2 separate regions of the Homo sapiens genome follow, and region 1 is linked to region 2. The links are chromatin loops, found by intact Hi-C in ENCODE. Cell type or tissue: PC-9. All regions are shown on one strand. Links, peaks and the distances in the headings refer to the core of each region. The heading gives the core; the rest is flanking DNA.

What was found. Peaks named below come from ENCODE experiments on the same cell type or tissue, not always from the same donor. Only the 100,000 strongest peaks of a DNase experiment are listed, where the experiment ranks them.
Region 1: a loop joins it to region 2, with 10 times the contacts of the local background. A loop is called at or near these places in 2 of 110 quality-filtered maps.

Annotation. Positions count from the first base shown.
Region 1 is chr6:100,193,418-100,209,879 of GRCh38, reverse strand. No RefSeq gene overlaps it. Among named protein-coding and RNA genes, the nearest start is that of SIM1-AS1, 190 kb to the left of the region's middle. In PC-9, for the core only: no CTCF peak of the experiment used is centred there; DNase peaks (open chromatin) are centred at 6,339 and 7,019; H3K27ac peaks cover 2,040 bases.
Region 2 is chr6:100,292,175-100,308,636 of GRCh38, reverse strand. No RefSeq gene overlaps it. Among named protein-coding and RNA genes, the nearest start is that of SIM1-AS1, 93 kb to the left of the region's middle. RefSeq lists an enhancer at 7,870-8,164. In PC-9, for the core only: no CTCF peak of the experiment used is centred there; DNase peaks (open chromatin) are centred at 8,006, 8,256, 11,216 and 11,686; H3K4me3 peaks cover 1,941 bases; H3K27ac peaks cover 6,607 bases.

The DNA.
Region 1 (16,462 bases), core at 3,039-11,038, 97 kb after region 2:
CTTTATTAGAACAGCTTTCTGAATAATGAAATTTAAAAGTCATTGTGAGTTTTTAAATTTTGAAACCAGAATCTGATTAGTCATTTGGGTGTTATGTTACGGAAAACTACACATGAGACAGTAGAAAGGGTACTGGGCTGAGAGTCAGGAGATAAGATATGTTCTTGTCCTAACTCTGCAACTAATTTACTGTGCAGTCCTTTTTGAGCATTTCTTTATCTGTAAAATGATAAATTACACTATATCAGGAATAGAAACTATATTTTCTCTTGTAATGCCAATACAAGATGATAGGTTAGTGGCTGCCTGGACATCCACTGATAATTGTGAAAGACTCAGAGGGGTATCTAGGCTTAGTGCTAAAGAGTGGTTAGTAATGTCTGCATTGGTGTGGGAAGAGAAGTGCCAGCATGAGCACTTAACATGTATATCTCCAGATTTGATTATTATTATATCACACGCAGTTCTAATTTTAAGAAACTTGGGGAGAGATTATTTATCTAAATACTTTTAAAAACTCTTTAAAGTTCTGTGACACATCACTATTTGTGGTAGTAGCAGTAGAAGCAGCAGCAACAGCATAGGACTCTTGAAGTAGGTTAGATCTGGAAGTTATTGTGCATGCAAAAATCAGATTAGCTTGGTTGACAAAATGTAATTATAGCTCCTCAAGCAGAATGTGAGCATCCAAGTCATAAGGACCACTAATGAAATCAAAATGACAAATCAATGCTGAATGTAACCAATGACAGAAAATATCCCTTAAATAGTGTTATAGACAATTTCCACATGGCCTTGCTTTTTCTGTCCATTAGAAGGTGGATTTTGGAAGTACATCTCAAACTGGTGATGCAGAATTTTGTCCCTCCTTCTTATCCATTGAATCTGTTATATCGGGGTCCGCTTCTCTTCTGTGACATGTTAATTCACAGGAGTGATTTATTCAAGCACTCTCATTGATGCAAAAGATCTTTTATTTCTCTTCTATGATAAAAGGTACCTTAAATCAGCATACAATATAACTTGAGTAATCATAATAACTTGAGTTATTTATGGTAATATACTAACATCTTTTGTTTATGGAATGTCTACCTGTGAGAATTTTACAAATGGAGTTTCAAGTGTTTTGAAAATTGTAATACTCAGTTTCCACTAAAACCATGAGTCCCCCAACCACATTCACCGTTGAGTCCATGAGTTCTAGGAAACCAAGTTTCTGAAGACAGCCACATTTGGGGAAGAGCTGACTTTTGCTTCTTTGCCTTAAACTTCCTCTAGCTGCTTCAGCTCACTGCTAGAGAAGTTTGTGAATAGGTACTAATGTGCCCAGCATTCTTGACACTCAGAGGGGATCATTTATGAACATCCCTTCCTCATTACAACATAATTATTTTCAGAATAATTAAGAAATAAACAATAACTCATGGCCAGAAAATAAACACAGACAATGAAGAGAATTTTATTCTCAAAATTTGATTCTCTTTTTTTATGAAATGGTAAATGGAATATTTCACAATTTTTGTGAGCCAATCAAGAAAGGATTTTAAAGCTGGTTTTCACTGCTCATCGTTCAAGAATAACACTAGCTATTTGCAAATTTTGTGTGTGTGTGATTAACCTCATTTGCAACAACAACAAAAAAAATCAGAGAAGAAAAAAATCCACACAGCTATCCCTGTTTAGTTCGTATCTACTATTTAAATGAAAGACTTCGTAGTCTCTTAGGGGTTGCAGACATAAGTTACACAGGCTCAAATAATTTTAACCTGTTATGAACTACTTTCTAAATGAACATGTATAGCTGAGTCTGTGTGTGTGTTGTAGTATAGCTGTAAAACTGGGAACTCTGTGTTAACTTCCATGTCAAAAATAATGCCTATTAAATGAGGAGTAACAAAAAATGTGATCACTTACAGCTTTCACATTAGAACTCAAACAGCAATCACAATAATTGCTTGGAACTTAGAGAACATATTTTGGGAAGAAGCGTTTTATCACTGACATGGGTAAGAATTGTGCACTCATGGTGAAAATAAAAAGTGAACTAATTTTTGGCCAGTTTTATTATTTTTTAAAAAATTCTCTACATTGCAGCCTCTTCCTGCCTGTGTTAAATGCTGTTTTGCCTTTCACCCTTGGTACTCCACTGAGTGTGGGAAAAGACTGCCTGAATCCATCATAGGGAATTGCATCCCACCACCTTCTTACACAAGTGTAACAGATCCTGAAGGTTCTCGGCCTGATTTGAGAAGATTATGGGGATTTTAAAATGATGAGATGCAAATTGTTTCACAAGTTATCAGGATATAATTTGTATCAATATCCCCACACCTTCTATTAACGTTTTGTTCCAAAAGCCTCACATGTGGTGGAAGGGTAAAGCCAGACATCCCATTTATGTACAGTTCCCGCAGTCAACTTTGTCTCTTTCCTAGTACTGTACAGCACAGGTCCACTTTCATAAAACTTCTTCCCAAGACCACTCCCCTTCAGTTCTTAATTTCTACAGGTCTCTCTAATATATTTTCTATTCAGTATTTACAATTTATGACCATTTCTTAGTACATCACCAAACAAATCCAGATTTCTTCTCTACTTTCCAGAGAAGACTTCTCAGACCCTTAAGTAGAATTAATTTCTTCCTTCACTGAGATCCTAAACACTTTGCTCAAACCTCTATTCTTATTATACATATCATAATTATTTATTTATATAAATGTTGAGCTTCCTCCTTAGAATGTGAACTCTCAAACAGTAAAAATTTGTTTTTTTTCTCTCTAGTATCTTCTATAGCTGAGCAATAGTCAATAATCAATAAATTATTGTAAAAATAGTGAATGATTGAATGAAAATTTAAATTGGTGTTCTCTGAGACTAACTCACTGTAATCTCCTTGTCCTGTAGATTTTGTCTAAACATACTTCTATTTTTTTTTTCCTGAAAAAAATCATGCCTTGACTTTTATAGGATTTATTTTTATATACAAGTAATATCTTTATTTAATGATCTGTCTTGCTCTTTGCTGTGTCTCTAGTACCTGATACAGTGCCTGGCACCAAGCAGATGCTCAAAAACAGACATTGAATGGTTGTAAATATGGAGACCAAAAAAGCAAAATAATGCAAATTACAGATGCTATCAATGTTTCCTCCAGTTGGACAAACATTTCTATGTTTCTTAGGGAAAACAAAAGGCAAAATTGGTGAGGGGGTGATTGAGGGAAGATTACAGAGTTGGGAATGTGCTATCAAGCTCCAGTGCCCGTGCCCACTGCTTTTCAGTTCTTGCCCTCTCCAGTGGAAGCAGGACTCCTGGAATGATCTGTGTGAACCCAGGGAGATTCAACATGAAATTTTTGCTTCAGTTCCACTTGGACAGGCCCCACTCTCCAATTCTTACTACAAACACCTCTTCTGCCAGGCTCCACTGTACTCCCAGGTCCCTCCAGAGCAGAGGGGCTCTGGGAAGCTAACACTATACTGGGCTCACTTTTAAAGGTGAAGCTATCTTGTTGTGTATGTGTGTGTGACCCTCTTTTGAGGTTATGTTTTTTTGTGCCCCAATGACTAACAGGTTTTTTTTAAATGTCTTATTTAGGACTTGTCTCCCTTCTTCCGATTTGACTGGTGATCATTTTTTCTGTCTCTCTCATCAAACATACTTAATCTTCCCCTAAAACCTGGCTCTATCTCTTATAGCATATCTTTCACAAGAGTCTCCAAGATTTGTTCTTTCTGCTGGCCCTACTTATCTTTTGCTACTAATCATGTTTCAGATCTGGGACTGCAAACTGTGTCATTCATCCAGAATACTTATTTTGTTTGAGCCTGAGGGGCTTAATACCTAGGTGATGGATTGATAGGTGCAGCAAACCACCATGGCACACGTTTACCTATGTAACAAACCTGCACATCCTGCACATATATCCTAGAACTTAAAATAAATTTAAAAAGAAGACTTTTAATAATTGAGAAAATTTCCAGAAATCTGTAGATTTTCAGTTTCTTCTTAAAATCAGAGTTGGAAATTCTTGGTCTACTTTACCACAGAAAAACAACTAGCTGAGGATCTGTCATTACTATCATACAGGATGGGCACGCTCCACTTCTCCCCCTGCCCCACCTCTCTGCCTCAGCTTGTGTTGATCATTTATTGTCTAGACCAAGGCATTGGAGAAAGAGTCAACTACGGATGTACAGGCCATCTTCCCATTCACCTTACTACTAACATCTACTCACTTTTAAAGATCTAGATAAAGAATCTCTTACCCAATGACATTGCCCTTCTCTCCTCCAAGCAGAATGTATTCATTCATTCTCAAGCATTTGACCTACTAGGTGCCAGGCAATGGGGATTCAGCAGTAAAAAATTCAGAAGACAAGACAGAACTAGAGATATCACTTAGTCAGTCATTGGCATCAGATGGTGTTTCAGGCACAGGATAGTGTACTGTCACCAAGAAGTAGAGGTACACGGAGAAGAAAAGAGGAGAAAGGTTTATGCCATCTCTGTTCGTAATTACTGCCTTTCTCATGCCATTTTCGTGGTGTACGGGAATTATTATTTTTTACAATCACTTAATGTTTTTCCCCAAGTATTTATTTCAAAATAATTCAGAAGTATGGGATGTGACCAAATAGTATAATGGATATACCCTTCATCTAGATTCACCTAGTTTGCAATGTTTTCTTTCTCTTTCCCTCCATCTCCTCTTTTTCTCTCTCCACCATTTGAAAGTTACTTGTAAATATCACTCTATTTCACCACTAGATACTTCAGAGTGCATCTCTTAATAACAAGGACATTTTCCTTCACAGCCATATTCAGAATATTTAATATTGAAATGAAACTATTATCTAATATACTTGTTCCTATTTAAATATTCCTCCATTGCCCAATAATTTCTTTTAAAGTGTTTTTGGATTCAGGATCCAATCAGTAGTTACTTGTAGTATTTCGTTGGTATATATCTTTTGTCTTATTTGATCTAGAAAAGTTTCATAGCCTTTTGGGAGGGGGCATAATGGGAATGTGATATGGTTTGGATATTTGTCCCCTCCAAATCTCATCTTGAAAGGTGATTCCAAATGTTGGAGGTGGGACCTGGTGGGAAGTGTTTGGGCCATGGAGGTAGATCCCTCATGAATAGCTTGGTGGCCTCCCCATAGTAATGAGTGAGTTCTCACTTAGTCCACACGAGATTTGGTTGTTTAAGAGTCTAGGAGTTTCCCCTCTCTTTCTTATTCCCTTTCTTGCCTTGTGATATGCCTGCTCCTCTTGGCCTTCTGCCATGATTGTAAGCTTCCTGAGGTCTCACCAGAAACTGAGCAGATGTTGGTGCCATTCTTGTATGGCCTGCAGAACCATGAGCCAAAAGATATCTCTTTTCTTTGTAAACCACCCAGTCTCAGGTATTTCTTTATAGTAATTCAAATGGACTGACACAGAGTAGGTTTTGTGGTGTTGACATTTTTAAAGAATTCTGGGCAGTTGTTTACAGAATGTGCTTCCATTTGAATTTGTCTGACTTGAATGTTTCTTTATGATTAATTTAGGTTAAACATTTTTGGCAAGAATATACATAGATGATGATATTGTATACTCTTTATCACATCACATCAAAGGTACATAATGTCAGTTTTTTCCCATTACTGTTGATGTTAAATTTGGTAATTTAATAATAGAGTGTCCCTCAACTCAATTTTTCCATATGCTGCTCTCAACAAGTTTTCATCCCATAATTCTAGCATCTAATGATGATTCCTAACTGAGTCAATTATTGTTATGATGCTAGATGCCAGTAAATGAATTACTTCCTGTTTCTTTAATTCCCTCTACATTTATTAGTTGGCTTTTTAAAAGAATAAAGAAAACTTTTCCATTTCTCCCTCCCTAAAAGCAAAGGAAAAGAAAAACCCTTTATAAGTATCAGTGTGGACTCATGGAATGTATTTTTCTTTCTTTCTTTAGACAGGATTTCACTCTGTCGCCCAGGCTGGAGTACAGTGGCATGCTCTATATTCACTGCAGGCTTGACTTCCCAGACTCAGGTGCTCCTCCCGCCTCAGCTTCCTGAATATGTGGGACTACAGGCACATGCCACCAAGCCCAGCTAATTTTTTGTATTTTTAGTAGAGATGGAGTTTTGCCATGTTGCCCAGGGTGGTCTTGAACTCTTGGGCTCAAGCGATCAGCCTGCTTCAGCCTCCCAAAGTGCTGGTATTACAGGCATGAGCCACCAAGCCCAGTGACTCATGGAATTTTTTAAAACATTGAATGTGTAAAAGTTTATTCCTATCACTCTTCATTTTGACGTTCAGAGGCAATTACTTATTTACAAGCTGTGTTCCCATTGGCCTGTGAGCCTCTTGAATATGAGTCATAGAATATGTCTTGCAGATTTTTTCCCATTACGTAACACACATATGGAACCTATATATATTTATCAAATGATTGAGTTAATATAACTACCAAGTTGTCTATCAAATTTGTTCATGCTTTTAGCAATTAAAGTAATAAGATACTATTTATTATTTTTATTTGACAAATATGAAAATATGCTAATACTCATTTTTTATATTAACTTTTTTAGGTTTAAAAGGCCACTCTTAATAGTCTACTGGAGGATAACTAACATGTACTTAAAGTCTTTAAAATATACATTTTCTTTGACTCAACAATTTCACTTCCAGTGATATAAAGGATGCCATTTTTGAGATATCAAACCAATGTGTCTTGTGGTAATCCCCTTTTAGAGTTGTTTGGCAGCTGCCCTACCCAATGGTTCAGAGGAATTCATTGCCATGTGGAAGTGGGTGGGGGGCTGCCAAGAACAAGGGAATCATTGCTTGACTTTAAGTTTCAAAACAGAGGTTATTAAATCCATAGAGAGTTAATAGCTTAAAAGCAAATACTTTTGACTTTCAAAAGCCAGGCTTTAATGAGAAATGGGAAAAATTGCATGTTTCAATGAGTCAGAGCTTAAAGGACTGACCACAGAGTAGATGATAAAGCAGAAAAAAATCTGGAAAATTATGCAAGACTTTCCTGGGGCCAGAGAGGAGGACCCAGAGACAAAGGGAGGGGCAGCAAGGAGTCAAATGTGAATGTCCTTTTTTCCACCCTTATGGGTTGAACACCACAGAAAGAGCACGTTTTTGAATGGGAAGCCAAGAGCATGTGCTTTGATTCTCATTTGCTACCCCTTAAGGAGAACTGTAGAATGGCCTGCACCAACAGGAGAGTAGAAATGGCAACATGGCCAGCTTAAAGCAGAGAGGGGTCAGGGCTCCATAGGCTGTATGTGGTTGACAAAGAGTCAGAGATTGTCATAGGCCCAGGGAAGAACACTGGGCACAACTGAGAATTGAAGTCTTTTTTTTCCTTTCTTTTTTTTTTTTTTATTATACTTTAAGTTTTAGGGTACATGTGCACATTGTGCAGGTTAGTTACATACGTATACAAGTGCCATGCTGGTGCGCTGCACCCACTAACTCATCATCTAGCATTAGGTATATCTCCCAGTGCTATCCCTCCACCCTCCCCCAACCCCACAACAGTCCCCAGAGTGTGATATTCCCCTTCCTGTGTCCATGTGATCTCATTGTTCAATTCCCACCTATGAGTGAGAATATGCGGTGTTTGGTTTTTTGTTCTTGTGATAGTTTACTGAGAATGATGATTTCCAATTTCATCCATGTCCCTACAAAGGACATGAACTCATCATTTTTTATGGCTGCATAGTATTCCATGGTGTATATGTGCCACATTTTCTTAATCCAGTCTATCATTGATGGACATTTGGGTTGGTTCCAAGTCTTTGCTATTGTGAATAATGCCGCAATAAACATACGTGTGCATGTGTCTTTATAGCAGCATGATTTATAGTCCTTTGGGTATATACCCAGTAATGGGATGGCTGGGTCAAATGGTATTTCTAGTTCTAGATCCCTGAGGAATCGCCACACTGACTTCCACAATGGTTGAACTAGTTTACAGTCCCACCAACAGTGTAAAAGTGTTCCTATTTCTCCACATCCTCTCCAGCACCTGTTGTTTCCTGACTTTTTAATGATTGCCATTCTAACTGGTGTGAGATGGTATCTCATTGTGGTTTTGATTTGCATTTCTCTGATGGCCAGTGATGATGAGCATTTTTCATGTGTTTTTTGGCTGCATAAATGTCTTCTTTTGAGAAGTGTCTGTTCATGTCTTTGCCCACTTTTTGATGGGGTTGCTTGTTTTTTTCTTCTAAATTTGTTTGAGTTCATTGTAGATTCTGGATATTAGCCCTTTGTCATATGAGTATGTTGCGAAAATTTTCTCCCATTTTGTAGGTTGCCTGTTCACTCTGATGGTAGTTTCTTTTGCTGTGCAGAAACTCTTTAGTTTAATTAGATCCCATTTGTCAATTTTGTCTTTTGTTGCCATTGCTTTTGGTGTTTTAGACATGAAGTCCTTGCCCATGCCTATGTCCTGAATGGTAATGCCTAGGTTTTCTTCTAAGGTTTTTATGGTTTTAGGTCTAACGTTTAAGTCTTTAATCCATCTTGAATTGATTTTTGTATAAGTTGCAAGGAAGGGATCCAGTTTCAGCTTTCTACATATGGCTAGCCTGTTTTCCCAGCACCATTTATTAAATAGGGAATCCTTTCCCCACTGCTTGTTTTTCTCAGGTTTGTCAAAGATCAGATAGTTGTAGATATGCGGCATTATTTCTGAGGGCTCTGTTATGTTCCATTGATCTATATCTCTGTTTTGGTACCAGTACCATGCTGTTTTGGTGACTGTAGCCTTGTAGTATAGTTTGAAGTCAGGTAGTGTGATGCCTCCAGCTTTGTTCTTTTGGCTTAGGATTGACTTGGCGATGCGGGCTCTTTTTTGGTTCCATATGAACTTTAAAGTAGTTTTTTCCAATTCTGTGAAGAAAGGCATTGGTAGCTTGATGGGGATGGCATTGAATCTGTAAATTACCTTGGGCAGTATGGCCATTTTCACGATATTGATTCTTCCTACCCATAAGCATGGAATGTTATTCCATTTGTTTGTATCCTCTTTTATTTCCTTGAGCAGTGGTTTGTAGTTCTCCTTGAAGAGGTCCTTCACGTCCCTTGTAAGTTGGATTCCTAGGTATTTTATTCTCTTTGAAGCAATTGTAAATGGGAGTTCACTCATGATTTGGCTCTCTGTTTGTCTGTTGTTGGTGTATAAGAATGCTTGTGATTTTTGTACATTGATTTTGTATCCTGAGACTTTGCTGAAGTTGCTTATCAGCTTAAGCAGATTTTGGGTTGAGACAGTGGGGTTTTCTAGATATACAATCATGTCATCTGCAAACAGGGACAATTTGATTTCCTCTTTTCCTAATTGAATACCCTTTATTTCCTTCTCCTGCCTAATTGCCCTGGCCAGAACTTCCAACACTATGTTGAATAGGAGTGGTGAGAGAGGGCATCCCTGTCTTGTGCTAGTTTTCAAAGGGAATGCTTCCAGTTCTTGCCCATTCAGTATGATATTGGCTGTGGGTTTGTCATAGATAGCTCTTATTATTTTGAAATACGTCCCATCAATACCTAATTTATTGAGAGTTTTTAGCATGAAGGGTTGTTGAATTTTGTCAAAGGCTTTTTCTGCATCTATTGAGATAATCATGTGGTTTTTGTCTTTGGCTCTGTTTATATGCTGGATTACATTTATTGATTTGCGTATATTGAACCAGCCTTGCATCCCAGGGATGAAGCCCACTTGATCATGGTGGATAAGCTTTTTGATGTGCTGCTGGATTCGGTTTGCCAGTATTTTATTGAGGATTTTTGCATCAATGTTCATCAAGGATATTGGTCTAAAATTCTCTTTTTTGGTTGTGTCTCTGCCCAGCTTTGGTATCAGAATGATGCTGGCCTCATAAAATGAGTTAGGGAGGATTCCCTCTTTTTCTATTGATTGGAATAGTTTCAGAAGGAATGGTACCAGTTCCTCCTTGTACCTCTGGTAGAATTCAGCTGTGAATCCATCTGGTCCTGGACTCTTTTTGGTTGGTAAGCTATTGATTATTGCCACAATTTCAGCTCCTGTTATTGGTCTATTCAGAGATTCAATTTCTTCCTGGTTTAGTCTTGGGACAGTGTATGTGTCGAGGAATTTATCCATTTCTTCTAGATTTTCTAGTTTATTTGCGTAGAGGTGTTTGTAGTATTCTCTGATGGTAGTTTGTATTTCTGTGGGATCGGTGGTGATATCCCCTTTATCATTTTTTATTGTGTCTATTTGATTCTTCACTCTTTTTTTCTTTATTAGTCTTGCTAGCGGTTTATCAATTTTGTTGATCCTTTCAAAAAACCAGCTCCTGGATTCATTAATTTTTTGAAGAGTTTTTTGTGTCTCTATTTCCTTCAGTTCTGCTCTGATTTTAGTTATTTCTTGCCTTCTGCTAGCTTTTGAATGTGTTTGCTCTTGGTTTTCTAGTTCTTTTAATTGTGATGTTAGGGTGTCAATTTTGGATCTTTCCTGCTTTCTCTTGTGGGCATTTAGTGCTATAAATTTCCCTCTACACAATGTTTTGAATGTGTCCCAGAGATTCTGGTATGTTGTGTCTTTGCTCTCGTTGGTTTCAAAGAACATCTTTATTTCTGCCTTCATTTCGTTATGTACCCAGTAGTCATTCAGGAGCAGGTTGTTCAGTTTCCATGTAGTTGAGCGGTTTTGAGTGAGATTCTTAATCCTGAGTTCTAGTTTGATTGCACTGTGGCCTGAGAGACAGTTTGTTATAATCTCTGTTCTTTTACATTTGCTGAGGAGAGCTTTACTTCCAAGTATGTGGTCAATTTTGGAATAGGTGTGGTGTGGTGCTGAAAAAAATGTATATTCTATTGATTTGGGGTGGAGAGTTCTGTAGATGTCTATTAGGTCCGCTTGGTGCAGAGCTGAGTTCAATTCCTGGGTATCCTTGTTGACTTTCTGTCTCGTTGATCTGTCTAATGTTGACAGTGGGGTGTTAAACTCTCCCACTATTAATGTGTTGGAGTCTAAGTCTCTTTGTAGGTCACTCAGGACTTGCTTTATGAATCTGGGTGCTCCTGTATTGGGTGCATATATATTTAGGATAGTTAGCTCTTCTTGTTGTATTGATCCCTTTACCATTATGTAATGGCCTTCTTTGTCTCTTTTGATCTTTGTTGGTTTAAAGTCTGTTTTATCAGAGACTAGGATTGCAACCCCTGCCTTTTTTTGTTTTCCATTTGCTTGGTAGATCTTCCTCCATCCTTTTATTTTGAGCCTATATGTGTCTCTGCACGTGAGATGGGTTTCCTGAATACAGCACACTGATGGGTCTTGACTCTTTATCCAATTTGCCAGTCTGTGTCTTTTAATTGGAGCATTTAGTCCATTTACATTTAAAGTTAATATTGTTATGTGTGAATTTGATCCTGTCATTATGATGTTAGCTGGTGATTTTGCTCGTTAGTTGATGCAGTTTCTTCCTAGTCTCGATGGTCTTTACATTTTGGCATGATTTTGCAGCGGCTGGTACCCGTTGCTCCTTTCCATGTTTAGCGCTTCCTTCAGGAGCTCTTTTAGGGCAGGCCTGGTGGTGACAAAATCTCTCAGCATTTGCTTGTCTGTAAAGTATTTTATTTCTCCTTCACTTATGAAGCTTAGTTTGGCTGGATATGAAATTCTGGGTTGAAAATTCTTTTCTTTAAGAATATTGAATATTGGCCCCCACTCTCTTCTGGCTTGTAGGGTTTCTGCCGAGAGATCCGCTGTTAGTCTGATGGGCTTCCCTTTGAGGGTAACCCGACCTTTCTCTCTGGCTGCTCTTAACATTTTTTCCTTCATTTCAACTTTGGTGAATCTGACAATTATGTATCTTGGAGTTGCTCTTCTCGAGGAGTATCTCTGTGGCATTCTCTGTATTTCCTGAATCTGAATGTTGGCCTGCCTTGCTAGATTGGGGAAGTTCTCCTGGATAATATCCTGCAGAGTGTTTTCCAACTTGGTTCCATTCTCCCCATCACTTTCAGGTACACCAATCAGACGTAGATTTGGTCTTTTCACATAGTCCCATATTTCTTGGAGGCTTTCCTCATTTCTTTTTATTCTTTTTTCTCTAAACTTCCCATCTCGCTTCATTTCATTCATTTCATCTTCCATCGCTGATACCCTTTCTTCCAGTTGATCGCATCGGCTCCTGAGGCTTCTGCATTCTTCACGTAGTTCTCGAGCCTTGGTTTTCAGCTCCATCAGCTCCTTTAAGCACTTCTCTGTATTGGTTATTCTAGTTATACATTCTTCTAAATTTTTTTCAAAGTTTTCAACTTCTTTGCCTTTGGTTTGAATGTCCTCCTGTAGCTCAGAGTAATTTGATCGTCTAAAGCCTTCTTCTCTCAGCTCGTCAAAGTCATTCTCCATCCAGCTTTGTTCCGTTGCTGGTGAGGAACTGCGTTCCTTTGGAGGAGGAGAGGCGCTCTGCTTTTTAGAGTTTCCAGTTTTTCTGTTCTGTTTTTTCCCCATCTTTGTGGTTTTATCTACTTTTGGTCTTTGATGATGGTGATGTACAGATGGGTTTTTGGTGTGGATGTCCTTTCTGTTTGTTAGTTTTCCTTCTAACAGACGGGACCCTCAGCTGCTGGTCTGTTGGAATACCCTGCCGCGTGAGATGCCAGTGTGCCCCTGCTGTGGGGTGCCTCCCAGTTAGGCTGCTCGGGGGTCAGGGGTCAGGGACCCACTTGAGGAGGCAGTCTGCCCATTCTCAGATCTCCAGCTGCGTGCTGGGAGAACCACTGCTCTCTTCAAAGCTGTCAGACAGGGACATTTAAGTCTGCAGAGGTTACTGCTGTCTTTTTGTTTGTCTGTGCCCTGCCCCCAGAGGTGGAGCCTACAGAGGCAGGCAGGCCTCCTTGAGCTGTGGTGGGCTCCACCCAGTTCGAGCTTCCTGGCTGCTTTGTTTACCTAAGCAAGCCTGGGCAATGGCGGGCGCCCCTCCCCCAGCCTCGCTGCCGCCTTGCAGTTTGATCTCAGACTGCTGTGCTAGTAATCAGCGAGACTCCGTGGGCGTAGGACCGTACAAGCCAGGTGCGGGATATAATCTTGTGGCGCGCCCCTTTTTTAAGCCGGTCGGAAAAGCGCAGTATTCCGGTGGGAGTGACCCGATTTTCCAGGTGCGTCCGTCACCCCTTTCTTTGACTCGGAAACGGAACTCCCTGACCCCTTGCGCTTCCCAAGTGAGGCAATGCCTCGCCCTGCTTCGGCTCGCGCACGGTGCGCGCACCCACTGACCTGCGCCCACTGTCTGGCACTCCCTAGTGAGATGAACCCGGTACCTCAGATGGAAATGCAGAAATCACCTGTCTTCCACGTCGCTCACGCTGGGAGCTGTAGACCGGAGCTGTTCCTATTCGGCCATCTTGGCTCCTCCCTTAAAGTCTTAATTTTAAAGACTTTCTGTCTTCAAAGCATAGAGGTGATACCAGGCAAACAGGCAGCCCAAAGCTGGACTCAGAGGTAAGCATCAGTGTGCCGAGGGTGGTGCATCATCAAGCCACAAGACCTACCCTTGGGAAAGGCCCATGCCAGAAAATAGATCAAGGGTTTATCATCTGCAGACTTGGCAAGTGGGGATGCATGATTTCAAACTGGTACAAGAGACCAGAAAGATGGTCTCTATGGATTGTAGAGCTATCTGAATACGTAAGCTACCCCTGTACTCAGACACCATCTTGTAAAGAAGGGAAAGTTTAATATTTGTTGAAAGGCTATGGAATGAAGGAAAAAAAATTAAATTACAAAAACATTTATAGTGGCATCTTATTTTTGTTAAGAAAAACTACATTTATAAATATGGGTGGAAAAAAGTATCTGTGTGTGTGTGTATTATATATGTATATATACATATATATGCTTATATATGTATATACACATATACATATATATGCTTATATATGTATATACACATATACATATATATGCTTATATATGTATATACACATATACATATATATGTATATATACACACATATAGATATACACACACATACATACATATACACATGTTAATAATAGTTACTACAGGATGGTGGAAATACAGGTGATCTGAATTTATTTCTTTTTTTTTATTGTACTTTAAGTTCTAGGGTATGTGTGCACAACGTGCAGGTTTGTTACGTATGTATACAGGTGCCATGTTGGTGTGCTGCACCCATTAACTCGTCATTTACATTAGGTATATCTCCTAATGCTACCCCTCCCCCCTTCCCCCACCCTACAACAGGCCCTGGTGTGTGATGTTCCTCTTCCTGTGTCCAAGTGTTCTCATTGTTCAATTCCCACCTATGAGTGAGAACATGCAGTGTTTGGTTTTTTGTCCTTGCGATAGTTTTGCTGAGAATGGTGGTTTCCACCTTCATCCATGTCTGTACAAAGGACATGAACTCATCCTTTTTTATGGTTGCATAGTATTCCATGGTGTGAATTTATTTCTTTAAATTTATTTGTATCTCCTAGTTTTCTACAACGAATAGGAATTTGTTATGTAATAATTTTTGAAAATAGTATTTTTAGGTTTCTAGTGAATTGCAAATACTTTGAGCATGAATAGTAAACAATTTGGTTTTAAAAATGTGTTTTTGTATACATTATTTTAAAAATATAGGACATTTAGAGTTAAGTTTCACATATATCCTTTACCAAAAACATATTCAATGATTCGATTCTAAATGTGGAGTCATTAAATATTTGTCAATCATATTCTTTATTTTTGAAAAAGATTCAACTTTCTTGCTGAATCTTTGTCCCTATATTTGTTTCTTTGCCCAAGTTCACTTACAGGGCAAACTATAAGATGCTTTTTCTATTGGCAAGCTGGTCACAAGAAGATTATTAAATTTTAGAGTTGGTTAGGACCATCTACTCTGAAGTCCCATACCGAGTGACATAAATACTTCCTACTTTGTTCCTACATGGAACAAAGTAAATTTAAAAAGTATAGTAAAAAGTATAGTTAAAAAAAAAGAACTCTGTTTTTATTACATATGTGGGAAAATTTCGATTTGTCTCCCTGTCACAAATTTCTCAGTCTTATTGTTAATGGTCCAAGATCAAAGCAAGGTCTGAGAGTAGGCGTTCTGGAGTTGTTTGGGGTTAGGTCAGTTGTAGCAGCTGTTTGCATTTAAAGTTAAGTTTCTGTTCCAAGTCCTACCCATCCAATCATAAAAGGGTAAATGAGGTGAGATTGGCCAGCAATTTATATCTGGGTCAAAACTTAAGAGGATTGTCAATGTACATGGCTCTGGAGTCGGAGTATTGTCTACTTTTGAGGTACAGTGCATTTTCATCATGCTATTGAATGGCTTTTGTTTTTGTTGCTTTTTTTTTTTGTTTGGTTATTTGCTTTTTAGGCTTTGTTGTTGTTGTTGTTGTTAAAGTAGATGTGCCTTTAAGCTTTGTTTACTCTTGGCAATAATAGATCTTTTTGCTTTAAGGAAACAAAGCTTATAAAAAAATCTTACAAGTCGTTTTGGACGTCAAATGGCTCTTACAAATGATTTAATTATAAGTTAATCAAGAACATGTGGATTATATTTCTCTTCCTAAATACTCATTGGTTTAACATTGCAGGCAAGCTCTTAGAGTGCTTCAGAATATTTGTTGTTACTTATTGGCTTTCCAAATAGGAATGAAGTGATGGAGAAAATAAAAATTCAGGCCAGGCACTGTGGCTCACACCCGTAATCCTAGAACTTTTGGAGGCCAAGGTGGGCGGATCACAAGGTCAGGAGATCAAGACTATCTTGGCCAACATGGTGAAACCCCGGCTCCACTAAAAATACAAAAATTAACTGGACGTGGTGGCGTATGCCTGTATTCCTAGCTACTCGGTAGGCTGAGGCAGGAGAATCACTTGAACCGGGGAGTCAGAGGTTGCAGTGAGCCGGAATCACGCCACTGCACTCCAGCCTGGCGACAGAGAGACTCTGTCTCAAAAAAAAAATAAAAATAAAAATAAAGAAAACAAAATTTAGATCCCTTTCTCCAATCACCTCAAACTGTTAGAACAACAGTTTTTGTATAAGCATTCATTCATAGGCAGAAGTAGTAGTTAATGGAACAAAATTTGCCCAATGACATGCTCTATTTAAAAACGTTCTTTTTGTTAGAGTGGTCAAAACTATGACTTATTCCTTTGTGAAGACAGCTGAACCTAGGGCTTTCTTGGTTAGCGTACATCATGGCATTGCACATTGGCACGTTTTTCAGTGATATTGACATGCATTGCTTAAATGAATGAAAATTTTTACTGTATGTAACACATTTTGTAGAAACTATACTTTCTTATACCAATTCATAGACCGATGCATGTAACCTTGCTCTTGAAAAATGAAATTATATTATCTTTTTGCCATATTTATTGAAAAAGGATATAATTTTATTTCTATTTTTTTCTTGCTCTTTTTCTTTGAATAGG
Region 2 (16,462 bases), core at 4,810-12,809:
TGCATTGCATTTGTTGGAGCAGTTAGACCAAACCTTCACACCGATAATACATCTTTTGTGCTTTCTTTCCCTTATGAAAAATTAGCATTTATATATCTATTAGAGGTGTTTTGTGGTATAGATAGGCAGAGATGTTGAGAAGTCTTAAAACCTTAGAGTAGGGCACAGCACTAATCTACCACCTAATGGAGAAATCTCCTTTACAACTGTCAGTGTAAGTGCCCACCCTCTGCTGGAATGCCATCACACTGCTTGAGGCAACACCATATGCCATAGGCAGACAATATAAACTGAAGCTGGAAACAGAAAGGACTCCTTCAACTCCTAATTCACAAATTTCAAACTTTATTCATTTTTTTTCTTCTCTTGAATTTAACTCTGTCTCTTTGTAACCTCATTTATTGGTCCTAGTTTTGTCCTCTGCAGGTACATAGCAGAGTGTGCATGCCTTTCCATAGGATATATAAAGAAAGAATGTGTTATCTTAATAATAAGGAATACTTATTAAGTACGAACCATGTGCTCGGCTCTATTCTCTGCTTACAAACATGGCCTCATCCAATCACTGTAATCCTATTGGATAATTCCTATTAATGTCCTGATTAATTTAATATTAGAGGCAGCCGAGTCAGGCTCTGAACTCTGGAGGTTCCATGCCAGAGCCCATACTGTACCACTTCTCCTACCTTACCTCTTCTTTTTCTTTTTAACCCTCTGAGATCTAGACATCCCCCGCTGTCAGTAAGTTATCCAACAACAGAGTCTTCATCACTTTCTCTTGTTCATCCATGGTCATTGTTATTTGTCTGGCTTGAGGTCCTCCTATTCCAGGTGGTCACACTGGTGATGCACTCAGTCAGGTTGTAGATGAGCAGGTAGGCCAAGCATGTCACTCCTACTATGCATAACATTGAGTCATTAGTCAGCCTTCTTTGGGCTTTTCATTCACTGTCTCCCTTGGTGAGTGAGCCTTTGTCAAATGTTTGCAGATTCAAAAACATAGTTTTCTTCTTCCTTTGTTATCAGAAAAAAGTGCATTACATTTTAGAACAAGTTCTAGTATTATTTTCCATTTATTACAGATGGTTTAGCATGTACATTTTAACTTAAAGGAAGTCATTGGAACTATTAAGGACTTCAAGAAGGTAAAGATTTTAGGAACTATAATGATGTGCTGAACTTAGAAAGGACAACAAGCAGATAGCAAACTGTAGAAAACAATGCAGCTGTTCCATCCAGCTTTAGTAATTAGAATAATAATGGTATATTTGAAAGCTTTCACTTGTTTTCCTCCATTCCATTTAATATTGCTATATGATTCTTAATACTTTTAGACAGCATACTATATCCACATATTAAGATCGTTTTGTCAAAATACATTCAAGGTGGGCTTGACTCACAAACTAACTGTTCTTATTTTATGGATAATACTCATTCTTGTATTAGATTTCTGCTTCTTCTCTGTATTACTGTAACTAACTTTCCGTTTCAATTCAGGAAGATCAAGGAAGCCTAGGTCAAACCTGGTGAAAGTTCAAGTATAATATGAGTTGAATCAGGTTGAAATCAGCCAGTAGAATGAAAATAAATATAAGAAATTGTTTTTCCTGATATTAAGTATTTTACTATGTTCACATTGAAGTGTACATTTTGTAGGAACTCTAGAATTCAGAAATAAAATCATAATTTGGTTGCTCCTCTAATTAATTAGATACCAGGTGTACCCTATGCAAGGAAACACATGTTGGATATCAGAGTATCTGCTGTATTAGGTTAGATACCCTTTTATATCATATGACATTATGAAAGGGAAAGAGGAGAGACGGTGTCAAGAAAAAGGAGGGCTGCTGGGTGAACCACTCAATTCCCCCCTCTACCCCAATCACATTTAATTTAATTACATTGAGATCCCAATCACATTTAAAACTAGGATCTCACTAAGATTGTAGGATCTCTGGAAGGGAAATAAAAATAAATGCCACCAAATGACGGTGCAGCAATTTTCTTATCAGCACCTGATGTTTGGGCCATTCATAGTTGATAATTTTTTTTCTTCATTATAGTTCTGAGAGGCAGGCAACACTGTTTTAAGACAGCTTATTTCAAATTTCTCTAGAGCATTTGTGTTAAAAGATACCTTGTGCAAAAATATTCAAAAGTTATATATGGTTCAAATAGTTTTCTTTACTTCCAGGTTTCTCAAAACCTTTAATACAGCAATAGACATTGAGAATCCAGGGGATATCGGAGTTCCCCAAACTTATTTGACTGCAGAATCTTTAAATTTTTTTTCTGAAGAATGCCATGCAAAAATTAATATTACATGGGATACACTTTTAAAAATGCTCTTTTGAAGACTCATTGGATAGCTGCAATGTTAAAAATCAATATGGTAAAATTTGTTCATATTGGGAGTTGAAATAGATTAGGCCTTACTTATATTAGTAATGACATGAGTTATTAATTCCTGCACAATATTTTATAGATAATTCTAGAAACTCTGAAAACTAACAGTAAGTTAGAGGAGGGATCCCAGGAGTTTATAATTTCGCTATTATAGCACCCACTAAGATTCCAATAACATTTGGAAAGTCCTTTTGCTTATAAGAAAATCCAAGTTTGGTTGACAAGCCATAAGCTTTGCCTTCCTTTCTGGTGTTCCATATATCTCATGTCCTCTGCAAACCTTTTCAGTTTCTATTGAGTTTTTAAAAGTAATGTGTCAGGTTCTAATGCTCCTGCTGGTTTAAGGAAAAATGCTCTCACTAATAAATTATAATGAATTGTCAGTCTCAGCAGGCCTATGACCTTCAGTCTGTGGGGGGTTCGAGGCTAAACTCTATTTCCCCCTCTTCTTGTTGGAGCAACTTTTCTTGTTCTAGCCTGTCCTCTTAATTTATGGGTGGGCTGCCCACAAGACAACTCACCTGCAAAAATAGTTCATGCTGTGGTGTTTATTATACTAAGTAGGTTTCATGCTGACTGAGAGTTTTTACAAGGGGATGGAGTTGCTGTCAAGATCCTCCATCATCTGAGCAAAGCTAGCACTCAAATTCTCTCATATTTCAGCATATTAAATTTAGTGGGGGTGGAAATGGGATGGCTGAAAGTGAGAGAAGAGACAGTGGTGTGAAGGCAGCTTAAGTGTCTTGTTCAGGGGCTTCTGTAAATGTGACTTCAGTAAAATGCATCAACAGGACAGCCAAATAAAAGGCATGCATTAGAAGCATTAAAACCATGCCCTGCTAGCACAAGGTAATGAAAAATCTCTGCAGCCTACGTGAAGGAATGCTGAGATGTGTAGCTTTAGGTTGATTTTTTTGTAAGCTGAGTGAAATATTCACTGGGTATGTTTTCTTTATTCTCCAGTTTTAAACATTCCTGGCTTATTAAATTAATATGTTCTCTTTATAGAGAATTTGAAAATAATAAAATACTGTCAAAAAAGAGAGAAAAAAGTCCTGCTCTGCTCTCTTAGGAGCAATTATTCTTAACACTGCAGTTTTCTTTCCAGTGAGTCTTCTATGCAATTTTTCCATAGCTGTGACAGTAAAATACATAAAGTTTTGTTCCTACTTTTTTACATGACATGATATTATAAGCATTTCCCATATTACTGAAAACCCTTTGCAAATTTATATCACTTACGCTAAACAGTGTTTTACAACATACATGTATTGTTTAGTTATTTTCTTATTGTGGAATTGCCTTAATACTGTGTTCAGCAGCTCAGCAACGTGGGCTTTTATGACTGTCTTCTTTTTCTTCCTCTTTTTTTTTTTTCTTTGCAAAGTCTTGAAAATCTAGTTCCTTCCTGGAGCTCAGGACCTTTGCACTGCCATTTCCTCTGCCTGTAGGACTTTCCCCCAGATCTGCAGAGGCAGGCTGCTGGGAGACTCTAGGAGATAGTCATTCATTTACTGTTTACTCTGGCCCCTCTGGATCATGAGCTCCTTATCTGCCTTATTGTGCACTAACTCTCTAACCCTTTAGCAGGGCTGGCACATTGTAGGTGAGCAATAAATACTTATTGTATGAAGTTATAATGTTGAGTGATTAGGTTATTTCTTTTTTGCATTTTAAGCTTTTATTAATATTATTAAAAAAAACCTTTGGGCTTATATTTTTATCTGCATTTTGGATTGTCTCCTTAGAATTGATTATTAGAATAAAAACTCCCAGGCCAAATGCTCAAGTCTGACCATTTTAATATTTTTGATACATGCCAGTTTTATCAGGAGAGAAGGGGCATGTTCTTCTAAGCTTAACCTTAACTCTAATTTTTATTCTCAGCAGAATTGGCTCATTTTTAAACTAAATCCAGTAACAGTTGCTGATTTTTTTTTGCCAAATATTTTATGCAGTTTTAATTTGATTTCTTTGATGACTGCAAATTTGAAATCTTTTTTATCTGTGTTTCTTCTTTTGTGAATTGTTTAAGTGCTTTACTCTGTTATCCCTTGGGTATCTTGGTATTTTCTTATAAATTTCCATGGGAATTTTTTAAAGCTAAAATGTGAGTCTTTTGTGTATTGCATTTATTAAAATTTTTAGTTGTTAAGTATCATTTAGACTCAAATAAAATATAATAAAAATTTTATTTTTGAGTCATTTAGAATTCAGATTAATCAGTCTTTTTTTAAAAAATTGTTCCTTTCAGCAAGAAAAAAAAATAAACCCATCAAAAAGTGGGCAATGGATACAAGACATTTCTCAAGATATACACACAGCCAACAAACGAAAAAATGCTCAATATCACTAACCATCAGGGAAATACAAATTAAAATCACAATGAGATACCACCTCACTCCTGCAAGAATGGCCATAATTAAAAAGTCAAAAACCAAGAGACGTTAGTGTGGATGTGGTGAGAAGGGAACACTTCTACACTGCTGGTGGGAATGTAAATTAGTACATTTGGAAAACAGTATGGAGGTTCCTTAAGGAACTAAAAGTAGAGCTACCATTTGCTCCAGCAATTCCACTACTGGGTATCTACCCAAAGGAAAAGAAATCATTATATGAAAAAAACACATGCACACACTTGTTTATAGCAGCACAGTTCACAGTTGCAAATATATGGAACCAATCTAAGTACCCATCAACCAATGAATGGATTAAAGAAATGTATTACATCTATAACATGGTATACTACTCAGCCATAAAAAGGAATGAAACAATGTCTTTGTAGCAACTTGGATGGAGCTGGATGCCATTTTTCTAAGTGGAGTAACTCAGGAATGGAAAACCAAATATCATATGTTCTCACTTGTAAGTGGGAGCTAAGTTACAAGAATGAAAAGGCATAAGAGTGATGAAATGGACTTGGGGAACTTAGGGAGGGTGACGGATAAAAGGCTAGATATTAGGTACAGTGTAGACTGCTTAGGTGACAGATGCACTAAATCTCAGAAATCACCACTCAAGAACTTATCCATGTAACCAAAAACCAACTGTACCCCAAAAACATTAAAATTAAAAAAATTAAAAATAATAATTTGTTCCAGAATTTTTAATCTCAGAAAATCTTACCCTATTCAAAGATCAGATAAATATTCACCTATCTTACACATTTTTAATGGTTTGATATCTTTTTATAACTTTAAATTTCTTAATTGTCTGATTTTGTTTTTGTATATGGTATAAGGTGAGGATCTAAACAGAATTTTTTCCAAATGTCAAGTAACTGTCCCTGTCTTTTCAAGTTATTCATGATGCCTCCTTATCTCGAAACACTTTTGAATTAATGCATACAAATTCAAATATTGTTATTAAAATTAAAACAATTTAAATGTCTTCATATCTTTTAGAAAACACCTAATTTTGTTGTCTTAAAACATGAACAAACTTATTTTGAGTGTTTTACTGACTGCTGAGAAAGTGTTTTGGAATATTAGTGAAGGCTTTGCAAAATCCTTTTAAATTATGTAACTTTTAATATCAAAATTTTAAAAAATGCTGGTATAAGGAAAGATAACAAAATTATAAAGCAAGACAAGGCTGAAATAAAATATAATAATGTATAATACAATGATTTAATATCCAGAATACATGAAGAACTTGTATAAATCAATAAAAAGACAGCCAAACAAAAAAATGGGAAAAAAGTTAGAAATAGGCAATTCATAGAAGAAAACATGAAAATGGCTAATGAACTAATAAAATATGCTCAGTCATGTGTAATTTAAAGCTGTAGTTTAAAACAGAAAGATCAATTTGGCAAAAACATTTAAAAGGCTGATAATACTCAGTACTTTCGAATACTTTGTTGGATGTGTAAACTAGAAGAGTCATTTTGAAAAGCATTTTGGTAATTCACCTATGTGAATTAAAAATGAATATACACTTCAGCCTAGCAATTTAATTTTCAGATTTTTAGACTGGGAAACTGCTCAGATATATCTCCAGAGAGACATTTTAAAGACCTTTTAATGGATGCTTAAAAGATTGTAAAACTGAACCATTTTTTTCACAACCTAAATTTTCATCAGTGGGGTAGTGGCTAAATTAAACATAGTACAAACATACTATAAAATACTATTCAACATTTAAAAAGAATGAGATAATGGCATACTGGCATAGAACTGCTAAGTGTAAAGAAAGTTGTAGAATAATATATACAGCATAAACTAATCTGTAGTATGACTGTATCTACACTATAGTCACGAAGCAATGCGCTATGGTTCTAGATTCTGTTATCTACCTATCAATCAATCAGCCAAAACATGTAAGCACATAGGGAATAAATCTGGAATGACAGATACTATAACAGTAATAGTAGTTACCTGAGAAATGGAGAATGGGGATTGATTGATGGCAAAGGCAGATTTCTACTTTTTTCTTTAGTTTTCAAATGCAGATTTCTACTTTTTTCTTTAGTTTTCAAATGCAGATTTTGAATAGGGGTGGCTTTTATTTATTTATTTATTGGGTTGCTTTCTAATTTTGTTTTTTACAAACCAATGCTGCAATAAAAAGTTTTGAAAATTTCTCAGGTATAAATATTTACTTTATTTTAGAAACAACATTGCATTATGCTAGGTGAACATGACCTGTATTATATTAATTTTTTAAAAAATTACTAAGACTTTCTCTGTATCTGAGTAATGGACAATACCTGTGAATATTCCATGTGTGTTTTAAAATACTACCTCTTTTACCTGGGCTGAGGTATATATCTATATAGATAAACTTTTCATTGTGTTACCCAAATCCTCTGTATTTTATGATTGTCTATTTTATCTGCTGATTTCTGAGAAAGGTTTATTAAAGGCTAACCAAATTATGGTCGATATGTCATTTTCTCAGCTTTTGCTTTATGTATCTTTAGGCTGTGTTGCTGGGCATTTAAAGTCTCTGAGATCTACCCTCTTCGTGGACTGTCTTTTATATTAATAGTAAATATCTCTTTGAGCTTTTTACTTTAAAGTCTATCTTATCTGATATTCATTAATATTCATTAATACTACAATTGTTTTCATTTTAATAGCATTTTCCTGATATATATTTAACCATTATTTTCAATGCTACTTTATTTTAGGTATGTTTCATAAATATCATATAGCCACTTTTGATACAATAAAATTATCTGGCCAGGCATGGTGGTTCATGCCTGTAATCCCAGCACTTTGGGAGGCTGAAGTGGGTGGATCACTTGAAGTCAGGAGTTTGAAACAAACCTGGCCAACATGGTGAAACCCCGTCTCTACTAAAAATACAGAAATTAGCCAGGCGTGGAGGCAGGTGCCTGTAATCCCAGCTACTTGGGAGGCTGAGGCAGGAGAATCACTTGAACCCATGAGGTGGAGGTTGCAGTGAGCAGAGATCATGCCACTGCACTCCAGCCTGGGCAACAGAGCAAGACTCTGTCTTAAAATAAATAAATAAATAAATAAAATAAAATATATTTGATCTTTGTCCTCAGTTCCTGGCACAGAAGTACTAAAGCCATTGGAATGTCCTGAGTCATAGGATGCCTTTTGCTGTTCCACCACACATGAACTTATGCTAGTGAGGTGAGTCAAAGTGGAGCCTACTATAGCTTCAGGATAGGAACTGATCACCAGAAATACTAAAAACATGATTGGAGGATGGGAACTTTCAGCCCCATTCCCCGACCCCCAGGAAGCGGAATGGGATTGGAGATTGGTTTATAAAGAATCTTGAACAAGATTCCCTGAGTTTCTGTGTTGGTGAACACATTGAAGTGCTGGGTGGGTTGGTACACCCCTAGAAGGTATGGAAACTATGCCATCGCCCCTCCCATGCCTTGCCCTATGCATCTTTTCCAGTTGGCTGTTTCTGAATTATATCCTTTTTAATAAACCAGTAAACATAAGCCAAGTATTTTCCTGAATTCTCCAAGTTATTCTAGTGAATCATGAAATCTGAGAAGAGGGTTGAGGGAATGCTCAAATTGGTAGTTGGCTTGGTAGAAGTATGAGTACCTGGGACACCATTTGCAGTTTAAGTGTCTGAAGTGAACGAGCCTTAACCTGTGGGATCTGTGCTAACTTTAGCTAATTAATGTCAGGATTAAACTGAATGGTTGGACAACCAGTTGGTTTCTGAGAATTGGTTGTTAGTGTAGAAAAACCACATTTGTGTTAAAAAAAAATCCTGCATGGCATGCTTCTTCTGTTTTTTCGGTGTTGCTATGTGTCCTTTCATTCATTCAATAGGACATTCAGTCATATTCCACTTTTATGCCTTTTATATTTGCTATTATTTACATGGATTTGGTGTAGGCAGAGAAGATAATAGCATGTGCTCTGAACATCCTTAAATCCAAAATTGATTTTTACTCAGTATACTTTGGTATAATTTGATATCTTCTTAATGAAATATATTTGTAAGTTACTTGTATAAATCAATGATTGAAACAAGTAATTACTTGTATAAGGAAAATGATACCAAATTTTTGTCACCTTAGTCTTATGCTAAGTACCATCATTCTGCTTTAGCTGAAATTCTCATTATGAATTACATTTTGGCTCATTTTCTAGTGTTAAGTAAAGATAAATTAATGGCAAATATGATTTTTTAACTTTATTTTTTTGCCAGGTAAAACAATAGCAAAGTAACATTTTAGCACTCTTCAAAAGTAGTTGGTGTCACAGATACTTGGAAAAGAACCTAAAGACTACCTAGAAAGTTCTCATACAAGGGGTTTGAACAGTGATGAACTGTATCTAGATAAATCCTTATTTTCTTTAGTCATTGGGAAAATATACCAATATAATCTATTTCTTGGAGAAGCCAAGAGTCCAAAGATTGGGTGTATTGTTATCTATGAGATATATTGTTGCAGGTTAGTGCTAACACCCTAACCGATATGGCCTAATGTGGAAAGGAAAGTGAAAACATTGTAGAAGAGAAATAAGTACAGCCTAAGGCTCTGTGAGAGGCACACTCTCCCTATCAGCACACCAGCTTCCAGCCTCATTCATTTCTGTCTTATATATTACAGATGTTCAAAAACATATGTACATACAAAATACATACAGGAAATTTGCCAGAATATGCACACGTAAGATTCAAGACTGGGTTTTAATCTGAAATACTGCATTTTTAAAATCTGGAATTCTGGAAATACTGTGTGTGTGTATGTGTTTCTTACATGAAAGAAATTTCCAAGGGATTATGAACACACACACACACACGCACACACAATTTCTGTACTTGTGAGAAAGTCATATGAGTGTATAATGCTTATTTAAAGGCAACAAAATTCATTTTGAATTCATATTTTTAATCTCAATTCTTAAAATTAAGCATATTTTAAATACTTTGAAACAAATTTCTCCCTGCATTTAAGGTAATTATTTTTGACTATATGCATGTAGGTGGCCAAAAATTGCCTGCTTTTTTTTTTTTTGGAGATGGAGTTTCACTGTTGTTGCCCAGGCTGGAGTGCAATGGTACGATCGCCGCTCACCACCTCTGCCTCCTGGGTTCAAGCAATTCTCCTGCCTTAGCCTCCTGAGTACCTGGGATTACAGGCATGCACCACCACACTTGGCTAATTTTGTATTTTTAGTAGAGACAGGGTTTCTCCATGTTGGTCAGTCTGGTCCCAAGCTCCCAACCTCAGGTGATCCGCCAGCCTCGGCCTCCCAAAGTACTGGGATTACAGGCCTGAGCCACCAATCCCGGCCCCGTTTTTGTTTTTTGTTTGTTTTTGTTTTTGTTTGTTTGTTTGTTTTGAGACAGAGTCTAGCTCTGTTGCCCAGGCTGGAGCGCAGTGATGCAATCTTGGATCTTGGCTCACTGCAACTTCTGCCTGTCAGGTTCAAGCGATTCTCCTGCCTCAGTCTCCCAGGTTGCTGGGATTACAGGTGCACGCCACCACACCCAGCTAATTTTTGTATTTTTAGTAGAGACGGTGTTTCACTGTGTTGGCCAAGCTGGTTTCGAACTCTTGACCTCGTGATCCGCCCGCCTTGGCCTCCCAAAGTGCTGGGATTACAAGCGTGAGCCACCATGCCCGGTCCCTTTTTTTTGTTTTTTATAGACTTTAATACAATGCATTAAGTTTGCCAGACATTCCATTCCTCCTAATTGTGAAGCTTCTTGATGAAGAGGGAGTGTTGGGGCATGGGGTATTCTTTGAAATTTTTTAATAAGTATTGACAAATTATTTCAAATATAATCTTACGGAGCAGTGTTTCATCTATAGATATAAAAATAGATCTATTTGGCTTGCTATTGTCATGTTAATATTTCCTTATATTTTATTTCAACTGCTAAAACAATATGACTAATCAAATAATATTCTATCTTAACTTAGACATTGAGCACTGGGCTCAGGCTATGCCTATAAATCACACACACAATTGACCTTTTAGAGATCAGGTCCTATTGATGTGAGATATCTTATGAATAATATTTTATATTAATAAAATAGTTAACTAGAAACTGACATCAGCTTTATACATCAACATAAGCAAAATAACAAATATGTTTGAAATCTACATATTTTGTAACTTTTAATTAGTGTTCCAAATCCTTAAGCCTTGCAGAAAACATTCATCTCTGATAAGAGTATTTCCCACCAAGTTAATTTATCCAAATTAAGGTAATCTCTTTTCCTATTTTCTTTTACTTGACCAGTTTGGTATTTACAGATTTCTAGGGTATTAACCTCTCAAGTTTCCATGTAGAGAATGTACTTCCTTTCTGCTGAAACAATGGACCTCATGACTCAGTGTTTGCTTTGATCCTGAGTTTGATTTTATCTAGATCTTGCCGCTAGTATTGTTTTGATTAATGATGTGACAGTGCAGAGATTCATTCTCACCATTATTCCTGTTTACTTTCCTCATGTTAAAGTATCTGAGTATAGAAAATCTGTAGAGAAAGAAATTGCGAAAATTAAGAATTTTAGTAAGAGCTCTAGAGCTGTATATCCAGCTTCCTACTCAACACCACCTGGATGTCTAATAGGCTCCATAGACTTCACATGTCCAAAGAGATCTTCTGATTCTCCAGCCCCACAACACTACATGCAACTGAAACCAATAACAGAAAACCTCCACATCCCCTGTGTTTCTTCAGCTCAGTACATGGCATCATCGGCCACCTACTCCTCAATCTCAAATTTCATTAAACAACTCTGATTCTTCTCTCTCTCTTATTTGTAACATGCAGCCCATTAGTAAATTAACTGACTCTTTGCCAAAGCACATTATTCTGACAGCCATTACACCAGTCTGAGTCACTATCACCTCCAGCTTGGATTATTACAATAGCCTACTAGCAGTCTCCTTACAGTGTTTCATAATCTAGCTCTTGCCTACCACTCTGACTTTATTTACTATTAATAGATTCTATTTTTTAGAGTAGTTTTAGGCTCACAGCAACATTGAGTGTAAGATACAGAGATTTCCTATATAGCCCCTGCCTCTACACATGCATACCCTTCTCATTATCAACATCCTTCACCAGAATGATGAACCTGCACTAATGCATTATTATCACCCAGAGCCACAGTTTACATTAGGGTTCACTTTTGTGTTGTAAATTCTGTGGGTTTGGACAAATTTATGATAACATGTATCCAATATCGTAGTATCATGCAGAGTAGTTTCACTGCCCTAAAAATCACTCTTTTACATTGTATTATGCCTCTTTTTTCCTCATACCTCAGCCGCACTCACCTTTGGTCTTTTCCTCTAACTTGGTAAACCCCTTCTTGCTTTGAGGACTTTGTACCTGTTTTTTTGGCCTGGAGTGATTGTCATATTGTCACAAAGTCAGATTCTTCCCTCTATTTACATCTCAGCTTAAATTTCATCTCCTCACAGACCATACTGACCACATAATCTAAAACAGTGTTTTCAGTCACTAAATATTCCCTTGCTTTGTTTTTATCTTAATAGAATATGTCTAACACATATTTTCTTGTTTATCACCTATAAGTTAAAAAAAAAAAAGAGGTGCTTTGTTTTGTTTTATACCATATTCCCCAAGTCAGAAGAGGCCCCAAGTCAGAAGAGGTATGTGGTGGGTGTCCAGCGAATGAATTATTAAATAGATAATAATAACATCCTGGAATCTATGGTCCTAGTGTGCTGAAGCTTGTGATTTATACTTCACAATCTATGGAAACCTTCTACCCTCTCTCTCCCCTAGTGACTATTTTGCCTTTTTTCTCTCTCATTTTCCCTTTTCCTTCTTACTGCATCTATACTTCACATTTCTCTTTACACAGCTTCTTCCTCACTCTACTTCACTATCATTCCTACTCTTCTTCTCACTCTTTGCCCCAAACTGGACATAAAATGTGCCTGATAATTCTTTTAAAAATATTTATTTTACTTGTTGAATAAATCTTTCATTTCCTTGTTCTTAATTTAAACAGCACATGAGCTGAATGTTTTATGTTTCTCTAAGAAAAAGCTATATACATTTTTTTTATTACTTCTGTATGTTGGTGATCCTGGAAAGATGGGGAAAATCTTCCCTACTCCTGCTTCTGTTCTGTTTTAAAGGTTCAAAGTCAGTGTGGCGATTCCTCAGGGATCTAGAACTAGAAATACCATTTGACCCAGCCATCCCATTACTGGGTATATACCCAAAGGAGTATAAATCATGCTGTTATAAAGACACATGCACACGTATGTTTATTGCGGCATTATTCACAATAGCAAAGACTTGGAACCAACCCAAATGTCCAACAATGATAGACTGGATTAAGAAAATGTGGCACATATACACCATGGAATACTATGCAGCCATAAAAAATGATCAGTTCATGTCCTTTGTAGGGACATGGATGAAATTGGAAATCATCATTCTCAGTAAACTATCGCAAGAACAAAAAACCAAAACCGCATATTCTCACTCATAGATGGGAATTGAACAATGAGAACACATGGACACAGGAAGGGGAACATCACACTCTGGGGACTGTTGTGGGTTGCAGGGAAGTGGGGAGGGATAGCATTGGGAGATATTCCTAATGCTAGATGACGAGTTAGTGGGTGCAGTGCACCAGCATGGCACATGTATACATATGTAACTAACCTGCACATTGTGCACAAGTACCCTAAAACTTGAAGTATAATAGTAATAAATTAATTAATTAATTAAAAAAAAGGTTCAAAGTCTTTTGAACGGCTGTAAGTCTGGAGTTTTACTGGAAGAGAATCGTTCTCAGGAAGAAGAGGTACTTAATGAACATTGAAAGTAATCTAGAAATCAACTTCCCACTCTCCTCTCCCTTTCTGGGGTCCACTTCCTAGGGCTAACTACCTGAGACATGAGGATGAGAAGCTGGAGGAGACTCAGAGGGCACCTCAATGGAAGACAACTGTGACTCCAATGACCCAAAGCACACATTGTCACATCCCATGTGCTCAAATATGACACACTTCACTGACAAAGAAGGTTCCTTGGTTTTACTACACTACTTGTCATCAAAATGTAGCTGATTTTCATAGTTTGGAAATAGAATGTATGCTAATGGTCTCATCAGGAAATGTGAATGTCCTGGGTGTTTTGTCTGTTTATGGGGTTCTGAAGAAAAGAGCTGCTCTGCAGAGATGGTAAGCTATTTAACAAGGATAGGTTTTTTAGTTTAAGCCAACAAAGAATTAAAATAACAGTGGATTGCTAGCCAGGATAAAGTAGTCACATCTGATGTGTGTGTGCATGACATCAAAAGAATAGGGAAGAGAGCTTCAAGTATTTACTCTGATACTTTTAAAAATTGTAAGGTTTTAGGTAAATTTACTTCCTTGTTTTTTCCTTGTGTTTTTCTTTCCATAGTATTCAAACAAAATATTGACTCACCTCCCCTAAAATTAGCTATAGAGAATTGCAGATCACTTCTGTGCTATGGGATGCAGGATTAGCTGGGAGGTCAGTTTGGTTTGAAGCATTTCTTAAACCTATCTGACCTTTGAAATCATTTCATTGTTGTTGCATCTCTCAGGACTGGACATTTGGGGAAACTCTACTATAGACCAGTAGAACTCATTTGGTCATTATACCTACCAAATAATACAACTTCAAGAAATAAACTGTACTAAGTAATTATGGACTTAATAGTAGAACAGTATGGAAAGTTACCAGAGTTATCATAATAAAGACCGGTATTAGTAAATTAACTTACTCACTTACCAAGTTGCTTGGTTCTGTTCAGCCTGACTCATCATTCATAAAAACCTTACTCTCATCTTAACTTTTTCAGGGGCCTCATCTACTCCCCTTAGCTACCCTAACCATTCTTTTGAAAGATTCAAACTTCTCCATTGAGCTAAGAGTAGTTGGTCATGTGTTAGTAATTGGTGTCTCTAATCTTCTCTTTGCTTTCTATACTTCAAAAAATTCAAACTACTTTTTAGATGAAAGAGAGGGAGGAGAATATATGGAGAAAGGGAAGTCACCAAATTAAAATTAAACCATATAGTTTGTTTGGTTATAGTCTCAAAATAAACAATGATGGTATTCGAACATAAGGACATCAAATCAATGTTTTCTTGTATTTGTGAAGTTGGTAAGAGGACTTGAAAACTATTTGCCACTCATTATATTCCTAAATTCTTCATTTAAAATGTGAAATGTCTAGGAATATTAGAGGTGACTAAGAAAATTATAAAATATGATATTAAGTCCTGCATGTATTGGAATTGCTAAGATAAAATAAGTCAATTTTGTTTAATGAAGAAAATATTTCAGTTAAACAGGTGGTTTTATTATGAATGCTTGTAACTTTCAACTTTGGATACAGATGTGAATTCTAAGATGTTTTGACAAATAAAAAAATTTGACATGTAACAACTGAGAAAAGTTGTTTATTTATCCGAGAAAGGAGAAAGAAAATTCCTCAAGTGGTTTCCATTCTTTCATGCCAATCAGGATATTCACATGTGAACAGCATGGGTCTTGGGAGGGGAGAGGGGAAAAGGAGAAAAGACAAGAAAAGAAAAGAAAATATTTAAAATTTTGAGTAGTGCACCAAGGACAAAAATATGAACATATGTGTGCTTCTACCCAGACTGTCACATATCTGGAAAGTAAGGTTGAGGCCCCATTAAGAACTGGTCCAAGAAGTAATAGTATCTTACACTTGCAAATGACATGTAACTTACAGATTTTAGCTGTACAGCTGTTGAAGACACCTGCCAGTGCCCTCCAACTCCTCATATTTCTTGCCTCTGCCTCTGCATTATTGAAAGATCTGATCCGATTTCCATGAAGATATTTCTCCCTGTCTATCTAGGATATGGTAACTAAAAATGTATTATTCAGGCCTCATATGCCTTCATTGTAAATGCTGCTTCTTTGTTAGGGGGGAGTAAATTACTAAACACTCATTCAGCAATTTGAAAGCATGAAGCCACTTATGATCACTCCTAATTGTCTATGTAGTTCATCAGCTTCTTCATTCCGGGTTATTAGGTCATCAGAATACAATCTGTCTTTAAATTGAAAGGACTGGTGGTATATCCTTAACGAATACAGCTTTTCTTCAGAGCAATTTTCTCCAGTGTCCCTGACTTTGACATGGAGAAAGAGGTCTTGATGGCTGGACTCCCCAGGCATGACCCACCTGAGAGCTCCTTCTCAGGTGGGCATCACACTCAGTTCTTTAAAAGCTCTCTGAAGACTGTAACCCTCCAAACCTAAGCTTCGTGGGCTCCAGGATCAGAGGGCTCATTCATTCATTCTGCTCTGTGCAAGGCAGTCCATGCTGCAGTCATTGGGCATATATGAGAGTATAAAACAGGCAGAAATTTGTTCCTTCAAGGAGCTGATGTCCTAGTAGATGCCATAAATAAATAAGAAAAGTACATAGCATGTTAGAAGTGATAAGAGTTAAGAATAAAAAAATAAAAGAGAGAAGAAAAATGTAAAGTATCACGGTGGGGAGAGTGCTAAAATTTAGTTAGAGTGGCCAAGGAAGGCCTCTCTAAAATATTACTATAGTGGATACTGTGGTGTGTCCTGCAGATCC